2 separate regions of the Homo sapiens genome follow, and region 2 is linked to region 1. Evidence: chromatin loops called from intact Hi-C (ENCODE). Cell type or tissue: mammary epithelial cell. All regions are shown on one strand.

Evidence for each region. Hi-C counts contacts between places; a loop is a spot of excess contacts. Peaks named below come from ENCODE experiments on the same cell type or tissue, not always from the same donor. Only the 100,000 strongest peaks of a DNase experiment are listed, where the experiment ranks them.
Region 2: it touches region 1 in a loop (2.3-fold over the local background); 1 of 110 quality-filtered maps calls a loop at or near these places.

Annotation. Positions count from the first base shown.
Region 1 is chr4:151,671,832-151,679,831 of GRCh38, reverse strand. GATB (glutamyl-tRNA amidotransferase subunit B) reads left to right here. Exons shown (of 13, transcript NM_004564.3): 11 at 1-19; 12 at 6,936-7,070. It overlaps LOC107986197 (a long non-coding RNA gene), which reads right to left. Exons shown (of 2, transcript XR_001741447.3): 1 at 3,272-8,000; 2 at 1,942-2,532. Among named protein-coding and RNA genes, the nearest start is that of GATB, 85 kb to the left of the region's middle. RefSeq lists an enhancer at 6,486-7,285. In mammary epithelial cell, CTCF peaks have their summits at 3,454 and 4,949; DNase peaks (open chromatin) are centred at 3,321 and 4,941; H3K4me3 peaks cover 460 bases; H3K27ac peaks cover 900 bases.
Region 2 is chr4:151,739,026-151,747,025 of GRCh38, reverse strand. The region is part of intron 2 of GATB (glutamyl-tRNA amidotransferase subunit B); the gene reads left to right. Among named protein-coding and RNA genes, the nearest start is that of GATB, 18 kb to the left of the region's middle. In mammary epithelial cell, a CTCF peak has its summit at 3,645; a DNase peak (open chromatin) is centred at 2,175; H3K27ac peaks cover 3,616 bases.

The DNA.
Region 1 (8,000 bases):
TTCATCAGCAGCTAAACAGGTATGTCCACACTCCCGACAGCTTCTGACTGTGCTACTGTCCCAAGAAATGTTTTCTGTGACACCCAAATGCCATCACTGAGTGACTTTCATCATGGAAGTATTAAATGCCAGTAGTGGTGTTTTTAATGCTGAAAGGTAGAAACATTTTATTTAGCAAGCGTATGAAGCCAATATGTGCAATGCAGGCAGTTTGCTTCTCGTCATCACCGCTAACCTGGGGAAATAGTTATTGTCTGGTCTTGCCCTGAACATCTCCGCCTGACATGTCTCCTGTAGCCCTTTTACACCTGAGAACTTTCCCTCGTGCCCAAGGCAGCCTCAGCTCAGCTCTCAGCCTGCTGGGGCTCTTGTCCCGCCCCCACACCGCCTCCCAGCCAGTCCCAGGGCTCCCTTGTCCCTGCTGCATGGTTGCCCTCAGAGAGTCTGTCCTCAACAAGGAGGGTGAAGTCAGACTCTGCACTTTGTAGATAAAATGTTACAGACATGCCCGGTGTGTGAAAACTCAGAAAAATAGCATCATCCTAAGCAGCCTTTTGTCTGTCTATACCTCTGCCTAAGTGCTAGGCAGTTGACAGACTCGTGGAATTCAGAAGATTCTTACAAATACATACCCAGAGGGCCGGGCACAGTGGCTCACGCCTGTAATCCCAGCACTTTGGTAGGCTGAGGCGGGTGGATCACGAGGTCAGGAGTTTGAGACCAGCCTGGTCAACATGGCAAAACCCCGTCTCTACTAAAAATACAGAAATTAGCTGAGTGTGGCAGCGGGCACCTGTAATCCCAGCTACTTGGGAGGCTGATACAGGAGAATCACTTCAATTAGGGAGGTGGAGGTTGCAGTGAGCTGAGATCATTGTGCCACTGCACTCCAGCCTGAGTGACAGAGCGAGACTCCGTCTCAAAAAACAAAAACAAAAACAAAAAAAACACATAACCAGAAAGATCAAGAACACCAAGGTGGCTGCCTCATCTCAGCTTCAGTGATCGCAGCTGTCAATGCTTCAGCCAGAAGTTTAATGTTATTTTAATGGTGCCTTTTGCATGTAACGTTTATCTGCACCGACAGTAGTGGCAGGTTACAAAGGGAGGCTTGGGGAAAGTGGCTGCTTTGGGATAATTATGAGGCACCATAGTGCACGCACCGGGCTGGGTGCTGTGGAACTGGAGACGGGACTAATAAAAGCTCTGTTTACCCACCTCGAGTGAGGCTGTCAACTACAGGGACCTCACCGCGTTTAGGAAAGGCTCTTGCTTGTCTGGATGTCAGGGGAATACAAATGTTTATGACAATGCTGAGCAGTTGCAGGAAGTTTAGATGGCCTGAGGGCAGAAAAAGCACTATATATATATGTAGAGAGAGAGAGAGAGAGAGAAGAACACATTGAATTATTGCACGTGAAATGAAAGAAGGGAAAAACCTTCCCCTTTTCCTACTCATCCTGCCCCACAACACAACAGAACAAAATACCTAGTGCGGTGAATAAGATAGTTCCAGTAAGAAGAAATGGAAAATGTTGGAAGCTGACAGCTGGGTTCAGATGTAGGGACGCTTTCAGATTTTATCAGCTTCCAGCATGTTTAAAGGAGGGGACTTCTGTGAGGCAGTCAAGCGAAAATACAAGCCTGGCTAGAAGGGTGTCTAGTGTGTGTTGCTTAAGGGGGTCCCCGTGATGTATCATTGCCTTGGGGTTTTTTTTGTTTTTCTACCTTTTTTTTCTGTTTTTAGGAAATTACTGATTTTCTGGGGGAAAGTAATATATGTTGATCATAAAAAAATATAAGTAATGTAGAAAAACAAAGATTCTCAGGTTCTACCACCTTGAAATAACTACCTTTAATATCAGATGAACATCATGAAGGAAGAAGGAGGAGGAGGGAGGAAGGAAAGATAGCAATAAAGACTTTCAAAAACTGAAGTTATGGTGTACTTTTTTTTAGTTTATTTCTTATTATTAATTATATAGTGTCAAGCATTTTATCTGGATATTTTATGTATTTATTGACTTTGTATTATTTATTTATTTTTATTTTATCTGGACATTTTATGAAAAGTACATCTGTGTTGCGGCACGCATCAGTCCTTCACGCCTTTTTAGGGCTAAATGGGGCTGCTCGTCTGCCAAGCCCCTTCACCATTGTACGGACACATTCCATTTTGTCTGTCCATTCATCAGTTGATGGACATTTGAGTTGTTTCCACATTTTGGCTATTAGGAATAATGCAGCCTTAAACATTCATGTACAAGTTTTTGCACACAGGCTGGATGTATACCTATAGGAATGGAATTTCTGGGTCATATGGTAATGCTGTGTTTCATTCATATAATGAGGAAGTGCCAGACTGTATTCTAAAATGGCCGCACCATCTTACAGTCTCACCTGTTAGTGTGCAAGGGTTCCAGTTGCTCCATGTCCTCACCAGCACTTGTTATTGTCCATCTTTTTGATTCTATAGCCGTCCTAGTGGGTGTGAAGTCGTATCAGGGAGGATTTGATTTGCATTTCCATAATCTGTTGAGAATATTTTTGTATCTTATTTTTATAGTGTACTTTTTTAAAAAAGAAAAATGTGTTACAGATATTTTTTTCCAAATTTAATAGAAGAGTCCAAGCATGGCTTGGGTTTTAGAAAGCTGTGAGCCAGAACAGAGACTCTCTGATCCTACTGGTTATTGGTGTTGCCTCTGGCAGAACTGGAAGAGGCTCCAATAAGTGATTAGATAGATGACCAGGGGATAAGGAAGAAAGGTGACTGAGTGACTGACTCCTAGGGATGACAGACACACAGAAAGAAGAATCATGTCCTGAGAGCAGAATTCCGAATTCCAAAGAACCTCCCACTTTGTGCTCTAATTGGTTATGAATCTGCCTTTCTCTGCCTGTCTCTCACCCACTTCCTTGTGCATTATCTTCATTCCTTCTGCCTTTCACTGCACCCTCCTCCCAGGTGTCCTGCCAGTGCTCCCGACATTTACAAACCTCATCCCTTCAGCACCCCAGAGCCAGGGGAGTTAAGAGGTTGCTGCCACAAAGCAGCCTTGTTCTTCAGAATCAGAAATAGAAGCTGGGAAATTATATATCATCATGAGCAGTTATCTCCTGGGAACTGTAGACAAAAGCACCCCGTGTGCCCCTCACAAGACCCAGGCTGTGTATTGAAGTGGCAGGTGGCACCCCGTCTCCTCCCCTCACTAAAGACAGGGTCAGCTTGGACACATCAGACTCCCAAACTGTCAGAGTTACAGCTAACCTGAAAACAGCCTCCCAGGATTCCCAAGCCTCTTGTGACTCGCCCTGGATGTCGTCCAGACAGCTGGTTAGTCATGGTTCAAGGGAAATCGCATGGGTTGTGTAGGTGTACGAAGGAGATCCTTCATGCACGTCTGGAAACAGATGCAGATGATCCACCATCCCCTGAGGATTGTCCAGTTAACGTTTCTGGAATTGGGTGCCGCAGAGATGGAAATCGCGTTTAACACACAAGTGTTCCATAATAACCAATCTCTTGTCTACTTTGTGGTCTGCTTTAAAGAGAAATCGCCAAAAACCTTTTAATGTACAAAATGTTATATATCATGCACCAAAGCTGTATTACAAATGACTAGATGTCTTTTTCTCTCTTTAGTGCTTCAGTTATCTGCACAGTTTACTGGGCCCCGCTTTATTAGGGGCTTGGGTTGATGTTTGTGCCTTTCTAGAAAAGTAACCTTTCACAATACTTGCCTTTGACCAAAAAGGGGGCTCCCTTCTCTGTAACTGTGACAGCTCCCTCCATGCCATGTCCCTTGAACAGGTCTTTCCACCATATCCTGACCTTGGAAACCCAGGACAGGCAGGGAGAGGCTAGAGTCTTGTGTGCTTTCCTTCAGGATACTTCAAAAATAGCTTTAGCTAGAAACAGTTGGGTGGCAACTAAGAGGGTGTGTAAATTCAGTCCTCAGGGAACCAAAGGCCGAGTCTCTGCCCCATGTGTCAGAGCCGGCTCCAGTGTCTGTGTGTGATGGGGAGTTCCCAGCTTGCATTACCCAGTACTCCTGGTCGGCCATTTATTAACACAGAGGACCAGCACTGTGCTAGAAATTCCTTGTTACATCTGTTTGTCTTGGGTAGGCAGCAGCAGGGCCTGGGAGCTGCGCTCCTGGCTGGAAACAGTTGCACTTGGATATCACTTCTCAGGGTGGGATTAAACACAGACAAAAGCTGAGGATTTATGCTGCAGCACAGGGCTCGGCAGCCACAGAGGCCACTCTGTGAGCGTCAAGAGGGCCAGGAGCAGGAGAGTCTGGCCTGGAGACAGGGCCGCTCCACTACCACCCAGTGGCTCCCACCCTCCTGGACTCCAGCCAGGAGTGCACAATCCTCGTCTTAAATAGGATTGAGCAAAGGATGGGACAACCGGCGTCTGTTGTATAAGCCTAGGGGACTGGGGACTGGGGGCCTCGACTGTCATGGCCACTGCACTAATTTGTGGAGTTAACTAACATTATGTATTCTAACTCTGGGAGGAAAGGACATTTCAGCCACCGGGCTCCCATGTGTTCCAGGAGGCTGCTGAATGATGTTTCTCTAGCGGCACTGCTTGGTACCACCCCGCCTGGCCCTCCTTCTCGGGGAGCAGCCAGCCTCTTCGTTTGAAGGCATCTGTCCTAGAGGTGCACTGCTTCTCCTTCTGAATGGTGTGATTGGAAGTGATCCCCAAGCACTCTGCCACTCTTCCGCTTATTTTGGCCCAGGCAAATCCAGCCAACATTCGAGCTGTGGGTCCCGTCAGAAAGAGGCTGGCTCACTGGCCAGCCTGCTCAGGGTCTGCCGTGTGCTTCCCACCGCAGCAGCTACCACAGGCGCTGAGAAATCGCTCCCTGGTCTGTGTCTGCAGACGCAGACCCAGGAGGGGCCCCGCCTACTTCCAGGCACAGGCTGCTCGTCCGCCTGGTTTTCCTGGAGGGAACTGCTGCGTAGATTTTTCACGAGCAAGTCCTTACAGGTGGTTTCTGTTTTGAGCCAGGTTTTCAGCTAGGAGCTTTTTTGGGAGTCTGTGCAGATGAACAAAATCAACACTGGTCAAAGTCTAGATATCTACGAGGAGGGGATAAATTATGATAAATACATCTGATGGATACTAGCTAGATCTTTTTATTAAGAAAGTACTTCTGTGCTAAATGAAAGAAAGCAGGACACAAACTGAATATACGTTATGATCCCAAGTATGTTACAAAACAGAAAGAAAAAGATGGGAAGAAAAAACACCAAAATATTAACATTGGTTTTCTTGAGAAAATGGGAATTCCGGTGATCTCTTTTGATCTCTCCTGTATTTCCTTATATTTTCTGCAGTGAATGTGTATTAACTTTTATTATTAGAAAATGATTTTTAAAATTTAAGTCCTAGTTCAAAAAATAAACGTGTCAGAGAAAGGGGGCAGATGGACTCCTCCGACTTACAGGGCAGCTCCATGGAACGCCATCCAGGTCCCCAGTGCTTCTGCTGGCAGCACTCCACTGATAAGCATGTTGAGAGTGAGGAAGTTTCTTCCCGCTTCTGTGCCCCCTTTCTCCCAATGGTTTCCTCATTGTCAGGCCACGTACATATCTGCTGAATTGAGTTGGAGGCACGTGCATTCTGTATTTTTCTAAGAGTAGGGCCAGGCTTTTCCTGAGCAGTCGGGCAGCGGCAGAGGGGTGCCCTGTAGGGAGCTTACCCAGGACCTGCCAAGCACACCTCCTTGGCCACAGTCACAGCGCACGTTCTGAGGCACCAGGCTGAAGGCGCAGTGCCTGTCCCAGCAGTGATAAGTATTTGTGGTTTGTTTTTGAATCAGACTGGGGAAGACTTTGAGCCCTGCTGAGACTCAGAGCATCTCCCTTTTATTTGCTTTGCTGTTCGTGCTAATTATGGAAGAGCTCTGTTTTTCCAGGAGGAATGGCTCCTGGTTGGCCCGTTCTCGGCCACCAAGGTAACAGGGAAAGTTGGGTGTTCAGTCATGACTGTGGACTGGACGGAGGTGGCACCGGTGGGAGACCAACAGAGGAAGCCCTCCTCCCGGCTCCCAATTCTGGCTTTCGCTAGAAGACAAGAGAAATGAGGAAAACAGCTACCCTAGGAAATAGCCTTCCTTGAAAATGGTTTCCTTTTTCTCAGGTTTGATGAATTTGGGGATTTGTTGTTGTCATTTTTTAAGTAAAAAAAAAATGCCCCAAACATTAGCGTTCATTATCCTAGTCTGATTTGGGTCCGGCTCTACCTGTAGGAGATGAATGTGGTAGGCCAGGGGGCCCCTGTGGATTCTAATTTATGTTTTCAGTTGTTTGCCATTTTGTATCTTCATTACGGGGCTACTTTCCTGCCTCCCTAAAGTCATCTTTCCCAGCATGCTGTTTCTGGACTTTATTTAGTACCGTGGTTACCTCCTGCAGGCTGTGTGGCCCCATCCTTCACCAAAATGTCACCTCAATTAATTCGGCGGCCATGAGACAGATCCATCAGTGGCCCGCCGACTCCCGTCAGCAGGCGCCCATGAGTGATGGGCACCTCCACGCCTCCCGCGGCCCCCCCCCGCCATGTGGAGTCAGCCGGGCAGGACTCACCATCCCTCTGGGCACGAGGGCATCTGGCTGGCCCGAGTCCTCTCACACCTTATGCTGAGGGAGACTTCAGCCTCAGGAGGAGACCCCAGGTGCATTCACTCCACCTAGCTGGCCTTGTTCCCCAGCCCTGCACTCAGGGATGCCTCAGGAGAGCCAACGCTCTGGCAGGGCAGCCAGGTGCCCTTTCCCTTTGGGCCAGGCCCAGGCAGTGGGGACTTAATTGAATCTGCTCATTCCCACCCCAGCTCCACACAGCACAGCACTGCAAATGGAGCTGGCAGAAGAGCTGACTTCTCATTTCTCTTTCCTCTCCCTTCTCTGGTCCATAGGTGTTTGAGGAACTGTGGAAGAGGGAAGGCAAGACTCCAGGGCAGATTGTTTCAGAAAAGCAGCTTGAACTGATGCAGGACCAGGGGGCACTGGAGCAGCTCTGCCACTCTGTGATGGAGGCCCATCCTCAAGTGGTGACTATCTCGGGCAGGGGAGAGGGCCAGAGCCAGCCCCAGGACATGCCCAAGAGCCTCGCCATCGCTCCCTGTGGCAGCCCAGAGGCTCTTCCTAAGAATGGCTGACCCAGTTTCATCAATAATTCCCTCACTGTCATCTTTTTAGTTAAGGTCAGAAGAGATGAAATAGGTGGATATTGGAAAAACACAACTTCTTTTCCTATAAGAAGGATGCCACCCCTGGAGTTTACTCTCCATGGAGGTGTAGTTTAAAAGGGTGTCAGCAAGCTCACGAAATCCAAGCTGTGACCTCCCAGGTGTGTCGCCCTCTCCCAGGGTTGGCATTTCGAATCTGTTGTGGTTAGCGCTACTTCCTAAGGACCTCCCAGTAAAGAACCAGCAGGTGTGCCGGCAGAGCAGGGAGAGTACAGGAACTTCAGCTTCATGCTTCTAAGAGGTGGGAAGAAAGGCAGAAGGGAAAAGTATTCATAAATTGTGGAGAAAATCCCTGACAGGAGCATGACTGAAAACCAGGTCATTTTGTGTTCTTAGCACAGCACAAGACATAAAAGCTAAAACGAGTGGCATCCCTCCCTCCCCAAGTCTAATCATATTGTCTAGAGATATTTTTTCAGTGGGGAAAAAAATTGTCGGCATCTTTTTCAGAATAATACCCACCCACCCATCAGCTTGCCGGGGACACTCACAGCTCTGTAAAGAGCTCTCGATAAGGAAAATGAGCCTGCACTGGGCCTCCACAGCCTCGTCTTCCTGCCTCATCTGTGGTGACTGATAAAGACGTGCCAGTAGTTTCAGGCTTGTTCTGTGGCACTTGAGTGCAGATCCTCATGTCATTGCCCTTGGAGACGCTGCAGAGCAGGAGGTCACGTGGTGGCCCTAAGAGTCAGTGGCTATCTGATAGGAATTCAGCACCTCCTGGCTTCCTCA
Region 2 (8,000 bases), 67 kb before region 1:
AAGTGAGTAGAAAATGTGTTGTCCTGTCTCTTGTGGTTACCCCTGGTGTCACATGGCTTTAAACTACCATTACTTCTGCGGCCCCAGGGGATTTTCTTGCTTGCTTTGAGCTTGGCTCTGGGCATGTACACATCTGTGTATTTGTAAATTTATATGTATATATAAATGTATGTGTGTATAAATAGAATACTTCATTTCTGCCTCCTGCCTCCATCTCCCTGTTCCCCAGCATGTCTGGAGCACACCTGCTGTCTTGACCAACCCCCTCCCCGTTCTGATTAGTAACCCTTATTCTGAATGTTTTTTAGGATCTTTTTATTTTCTTATTTTCCCTCAGTTTTAGGATTTTATGGAAGCCCATCATAAATCTTGAGGATGAAAAGGTCAGCCAGCCCATTTCACTGCTTATAGGCAGGATTACAGCTACACTAAGGACAGCATTCTTTGTTTTTATTAGTAGGGATTCAGCTTCACTCATTATTTGGACCTAGTAAAATCTCTTTACTGTGGTGCCAAGTCTTCCTTAATTTATTAAGTAATTATTCACCTATAGATCTATAGACAGGATCTTAGGTTGTTTGCTTAAAGTTAGTTATTTCCTATTTAACAATACCATTCCAATTTTTCTACTTGTAATACTTTGTATATGGTTGTGAAATGGGAAGAAAAATAAGAAAGAAAATATATTTGTTTGGTAAAATGTCATGGGCTTTACAAGTCTGTTTCATAATTGGCCAAGTAATATTTCCAGTAATGGTGAGATTTCAGCAAAGAATCAAGTTTGTTTGAAATTTATGCATGTGCAAACCCATGTTTACACATACACACACACTCACTTTTTGTCATCGGAAATGCTTGCCCTCTCCTGGTGTCAGTTCCCACGCAGGGGAAAGGGGAGAGGACACCGTTGCCTCTGCCGTAGCTGGCTGGTAGGAATGCTCAGTGTGGCACAGTAGATAACTCCTGATAATCAGGCTGCACTACAATTCATTTAATAAGAAATGAGAAGCTCTGCTCTTGTTTTGCTTGTCTGAAAGCTCTTATCTGTATGTAACATAGAACTCCCTAGCAACTGTGAATGCCTCTTGTCTCCAGAACTGGGGAAAAGACCATAAAAGCTGTTTTTCACACATGTATGCAAGAATATTCTCCTCTTTTCTCAGGATCAGCCTGTTTAAAAAAGCATTCAGGGCTTTCCATATCAAAGGTATTTAGAATTGGCCCTGGAAGCTATGGAATGAAAACAGGAATGTTGTTTACTACATTTTACAAAACTTTCTTTTATTCACAAGAGTGCATACTATTATTAGCCAGAATAAGGGGAATGAAGAGGGGAAGAAATATGATGTGAATAAATATGATGTGATGCCTGCCCTCTGGGAACTAACAAACAATGCAAATGCTGTGCTTTCTGCTAGAGATTCCTTCTGGAACATATGTATGCACATTGCAGCAGAAGGGGTCTTGCCTCCCTGAAGAAATAGTGATGTGAACGCTTTTCTAAAGTACTTTGGAATTAATTTATTTTTTAGATTCCTTATGACAGATTTCGTTCAAGCTAGGTAAATCTGCAGCATTCCGACTCTGAACATAGAAGATATTGGTGATAACTTTTGTTTTGAAGAACCTGCTAGATTTAGAAACCCTTGACTAGTCTAGGGAGCATCAGGCTTTCTGAAATGCTTTTCTGGCTCTTAATTCTAAACATAATTATAAAAGTTGTTTTTAACTCAAAATGTAGAAATGAAACAGAAATTGAAGATAGCATCATTAGGGAAAAGTCTTTAAATACGTACATTTATAATCAGATCTACATTTATCTCTCCGTCCATTCACACTTAGATGATGTTTAGCTATTTAAGAAGACAAAATGTGACCATTTTCTATGAAATTTCTTTCCATTTCAATGATTTGCTTTAATGTAATCTGAAAGATTTATAATTATGTTGTATACTCAGACTTGCTTCTTGCCAGTCACTCTGCAAATCACTTCTATAGTTATCCTCCATGCTTTTGAGAGTGAGGTGTTGCAGGGATTAGGTGTTTTGTATAGTGACCCTTGTCACCCTAAAGGAGGTATGTGTCTGTGAGCTCATACCCACAAATGTGGAATGTTCCTTTTCAGCTTTTACTCTGCTGATGGTCTAAACCTGCCTTATAACTTAGTTAACCGGATGTCTCCCATGAACTCAGTGACTCATGACAATGATGACTTTCATGTTCAGGAGGCAGCATGATCTCACCTCCCTCCCTGTGGGAAGCATTTGACTCCTTCCCTGCCATAGATCTTTTTCTAACTTTCAGTGGGTTCTTGAAAGCCTCTCTCTTCACAGCAATTTTCACTTCCCTACCTCTCTACCAGCTTTGCATGCAATATTCCCCACCTGAAACCTAACCATATTAATAATAATGCTTCTACTATTTTTATTTTTATTTTTTTTAGAGACAGGGCCCCACCATGTTGCTCAGGCTAGTTTCTAACTCCTGGGTTCAAGGAGTCCTCCTGCCTCCACCTCGCAAAGTGGGATTATAGGCATGAGCCACCATGCCTGGCCTCTACTTTCTATCAATATGTATTTGTTTCATACAGTTGACTGAACATCTTTTTATGTTTTATGTATGTTGTTTATAAGGATTTCTGTGTTTGATTATACGCTTCTAAAGAGCAATTCATGGATCTTTCTTGGGCTACTTGACAGTACCTTGCATAGAACATGTGTATAGCACCCCTTGTAAATATTTCCCTATATACTTGCATACACGTACATACACGTGCGTACACACACGAGGCATCCATATAAAAGGATTTTCCTGTCTAAAACCCTTTAGCTATTTTTTAAACTTCTTTATGGGTCTCTTGTCCTGGCTGAACATAAGACAACCTTTTCTTGATTACCCAAGCTTATCAGCAACATCAGTTATTGCTCAGTGTTATAATGGTGGCTTCAAGGTCTATTGAGGTGTGTAAAGCTTTTTGATCCTACAGTAAATGGCTAAAGATAGCCATTGTTTTTAGGTTTCATATTACAGTGTTTTTCCCTGCTTTTATGGTTATGTGTTCCTCACTGGGTTTTTAAAGCTGCTGTCAGTATATTTGGCTCTAGGAATCCCTTCTTGCTCATTTTTCACTTCTCAATGATTATTTCTGATTAGTTCACAAAGTCAGATTATCACTTTTGTAAATATAAATAAGAACAAAGCTCTGAGTAGAAACCTGTCCTACAAAAGAAAGTACATGGATGCTATGAAAGCTATTTAGCATCACCATGTGACAATAGAATAGGAAGAGGTCCTGAAAATCATTCAGTTCAGTCCTTTTAATTTACAGATGAGAGAACTGCTGTTGGGACTTACCCATGGTCACACAATTTCTTAACATTCCATTCAGATTAGAACCAAAGTTTCTCACTTCCAGTTCAGTGATTAGCTCTCAACCTGTTCCACTATAGTTGAAGTTGCTGGAAGTCAGATTTATGTAGGTGGCTATTATTTTACAGATATGTATATATGAGTATACATCCAAAAACATTAATCTCATTAACAGATGTGTGTGTAATATGTTTATAGATGTATGTCCACATGCTTATACACATACAGAGGCACTGACTACACAGCACTGATGCTGGTTGTATGCACCATGTGTTATGATGCCCTCTAGGTGTGAGATCTAAACCTAGGGAGAGAGCAAAGACAAGAATGTTGAGTCAGAAGAAGAAATGGATAAAGGAAATCTCACCTAATTAGCCTCCAATTCAGGGCCCTGTGCATCGGATTTCCCCAGACTCACCATGAAGAAAGCAGGCCTGTCTATGGGCAGCTCTTAGCTGTATGTTGATCACGATGCAAATAGCGGTCATGGGAAAATTCTTTTAGGATCTTTTCTCTAGGCTTCATTCTGGCCAGTTTTCTCTACACTGACTTCTAGTTCACTAATTTTCTTTATAATATTCACTCTTTTACATATCCATTGAGGTTTTTAGTTCACTAGATCTTTCAATTACAGAAATTCTGTTTTTCTCTTTTAAATTTCTCTAGCCTTTTGAAAATAACTTGTTCCTTTTTCATGTATTCAGTTCTTTATTTCTTTCATAATTTTACAGCTACTTATTTTATAGTCTGTATTCAGTAATTCCATTACCTGAAGTTCTTGGGTGATCTTATTATGCTTTTTGCTTGACTGCTGATTCTGGCTGGCAGTAGATGATTCTCTGGTGTATTTTGTAATTTTTTTATTATGAAGCCATATCTGACAGGGCTTTATTTGTGGGATCTTGTTGAGAGTGCATCTCTTTAAAGCACTTTTGCATTGGCTTTTGCCTGATGCTCCAGGTCTAAGCCAGGGCCATTTTCCATATTTACCTCTTAGCTTGGGGGCTTCTGGACCACAGAGTTAGTACATCTGACCCCAAGCCTGTCTGAGAGCAGACTATCAATTCTTAGGGCAGACTCCCATACCCCCTGTCCCATTGCCACCCACCAAAATCTATAATCTGGCTGAAACTTTATTAAGGTTGAAACCTTATAGAAGGGAGGGGATGAAACAAAGGCTGTGAATATGGGTGACTCAGAATGGAGCAGGGAAGGCACCTTTAACCTTTCTCTGGCCCCCTTGCCCTGTCCCATTAAGATATCCCTCCCAGCCGGGTGCGGTGGCTCACGCCTGTAATCCCAGCACTTTGGGAGGCCAAGGCAGGCGGATCACGAGGTCAGGAGATCGAGACCATCCTGGTTAACACGGTGAAATGCCGTCTCTACTAAAAATACAAGAAATTAGCCGGGTGCGATGGCGGGCGCCTGTAGTCCCAGCTACTCAGGAGGCTGAGGCAGAAGAATGGCATGGACCGGGGATGCAGAGCTTGCAGTGAGCCGAGATAGCGCCACTGCACTCCGGCCTGGGCGAAAGAGCAAGACTCCGTCTCAAAAAAAAAAAAAAAACCATATCCCTCCCTTCCCATTGTAATTCTTCTGTGTTGTTGTGTATGTATTGCAGTTCACACTAGTTAGGGCCAAGGTTGGTGCACATCCCAGTACCTTTTATCTGTCCTCTCATCACAGACACAGATCAGGTGACTGAGCTCTTTCCAAATTCCCGCTAGATGTGCAAGGATGCACTCTCTCACTTATTGCCTTTAAAGATGATCATTTTCCCAAAAAAAGCTTCATCCTTAATAAAATGATTCCCTTAACCTTTGTGTAGAAATGATGATGCCATCTCACTCCTCCTAAAGAACAACAAAAAGCAATATGATGGTGTTGACAGGAGCAGCTGGCTCTAGTGGGAGAAATCAATGAGGAAATTGAGAGTTCGCTTTCCTCTCCACCTGAGCCTTGGCGAACCTGAGGGACCTCGTCTGGCCTCCCCCTGGGTGAATCTTCTGGGTCTGCAGAGCATCTCCCTGACTCAGCAGTGTTTCTTAGGAGCTTGATGTTCCTTTCCTAGTAATGGAAGTCTCCAGGCAGCTTGCTCATCTCCCCACAAATTCATTCCTGAGCAAGAAACTGCCAGTATTGTTTGGGAAAGCCTTTTCTCCCATTTCCACATCCTTTTATTGGTTTGTTTTCCCTCAAAAATATGCACATGGATGAGATATGGAGCAAAATAATAAGCCCTTATTAGAGAAGGCAGTGTTATACTTAGAATTATTAACTGTTCAAAATGAATTTTGTACACTACTGCAACCAAAAATCTGTAATACAATAGTACTCCCTTATCTGTAGTTTCCCTTTGTGTAGTTTCAGTTACCCTCAGTACAGGAGAATAAGATATTTTGAGAGAGACCACATTCATATAACTTTGATTACAGTATATTGTTCTTTTTTATTATTGTTGTTAATCTCTTGCTGTGCATAATTTATAAATTAAACTTCATCATACATACCTATGGATAGGAAAAAAAATAGTCTATATCGGACTTGGTACCATCCGAGGTCTCAGGCATCCCCCAGGGGTCTTGGAACCTATCCCTCATGGATAAGGGGGCACTCCTGTACTGGAAAGAGAGGTAGGAGTGTGCAGAAAATAAAGTATGAACACATTACCAAAGATGCCTGAGAGTACAAAAGCTTAGGAGTCTTTTGGTGATATAAATATGTAGTAGTCCAAAAAAAAAACCTAACAGTGTTCTGTGACACTATTTTTGTCTCTGCCATTCGAGTAGTTCATACAGGCTTTGTTCTGGTGATTTATACTAGAAGCCTATAATAAAAACGCAGCCTGAAATCATGCAGCTGGGTACCATTCATTTTTCTTCCATGGACAGTTCCCGAACTTAACAAATTACGGCAGGCCTGGCAAAGCTCTTCCTGCAAAGGCAATACATGCCTGGCCATGGCAGCTGCCCTCTTGGGTTTCTTCTGCTTTGTGGCATCATCGGTGATGCTGCGGGGATTGCTAGATGGTTTTTATGAGTACATCATGTACTGCATAATGACATTTTGGTAACAACAGACTACATATATGATGGTGGTCCCATAAAATTACAGTGGAGCTGAAAAATTCCTATGGCCTGGTGATGTCATAGCCATCTTGTCATCATGGCATAATACATGACAATATGTTTAGATACACAAATACTTACTGTTGTGTTACAGTTGCCTACAGTATTCAGTACATAACATGCTGTACAGGTTAGTAGCGTAGGAGCCATAGGCTATACCCTGTAGCCTAGGTGTGTAGAGGGCTGTCCCATCCAGGTTTGTATGAGTACACTCTTACGATGTTCATGCAACAGCAAAGTCTCCTAACAAGGCATTTCTCAGAACATATCTCCATTGGTAAGTGATGCACGACTGTACTAGGAAAGAGTTTCTAGGAAGATATTGTGTAGTTTTAGTGGGTCAATAAAAATAATACTCGCTTCCTGTCTTGAGTCAGAACCAACTGAGAAATCAGCACAGAAGTCAGACAGATGGAAATGAACATACCAGCTTTATTACAGATAATAGCTTGATTGAAAAATGCAACGTGATGTTTAGCCATATGCTTTTTAGTACTTGCTGCCTCTGTTGAACTCAGCTTTCCAAAACTGCAGGCTTTTCACTTGTAGAGGACGAACTTGCTTCTGCAGAAAGCTTATCATGTCGCCAGAGTAGAGCTGACTGTCCCATCATTGTGGGCATGTTGATTAGGAAGAACTCATGCAGGCTTTCTCCTGATAATTTATACTATAAGCTTCTATAGGAATGCTCAGCCATGGGGCCAACCCACTCATGTGGTTCCATTTCCCAAAGTCACTTGTCACAAAAGTCACTCTTTTGGGGACAAGAGAATACAGAGTAGAAAGCAAAGTCCTGTCACATGGAAACCTAGGGGCAGGGGAATGACCGTTGCCCAAATTGTGCCCTCAAAAGCATGAAGCCAGTGTCACATCATGTCTGGGCATAGATGTGAGAAGCTGTTTTTGGGTGAGTCTTGCGGAATTCTTTGTTTATACTGCAAGTAGATGCACTTGTCATCTGAGGCCATTGGCTTGGCCTCTCTTGGCCATTTTTATGTGTGTTTGCGGCTTCACATGTAACATTGTGGGGAGAGTTGGCTATTTTCTACGCTGCGGCATCTTGGGGAGTTTTTTTCCTCAGCTCTTTTAAAAATCTTGGCAAAGTTAGGAGGTCATTTTGCCATTGGCATACCAGAGATGACAAACGTAGGCTTGGTGATTCTGGCATGGGTAGGTAGTCAGGCTGGGCTCCTCTGAAGAGCATTCTGTTCCTCATGGCAGAGGATTCTTGCTAGTGAGCCTTTGTGTTCCCCAGCCTTTCACCACTGGGTACATCATTATAATAAGGACTGGAGCTGAGGCAGGGAGAATAACTGGGAATCAAAAGGCATTAGTGCTTCTGGGAGCCTTAAAATATTCTATTCTAAATTTTTATGCACGTATCTCCTTTTACAATTATAGAAGCAAGAAGCGTAATCAATCAAGGGTCTTTGTCATGCTTTGCAGCTTTCTTAGGAAATGCAGACAGGCAATAATATGTGATTGTCAATAGCATTTTGAATT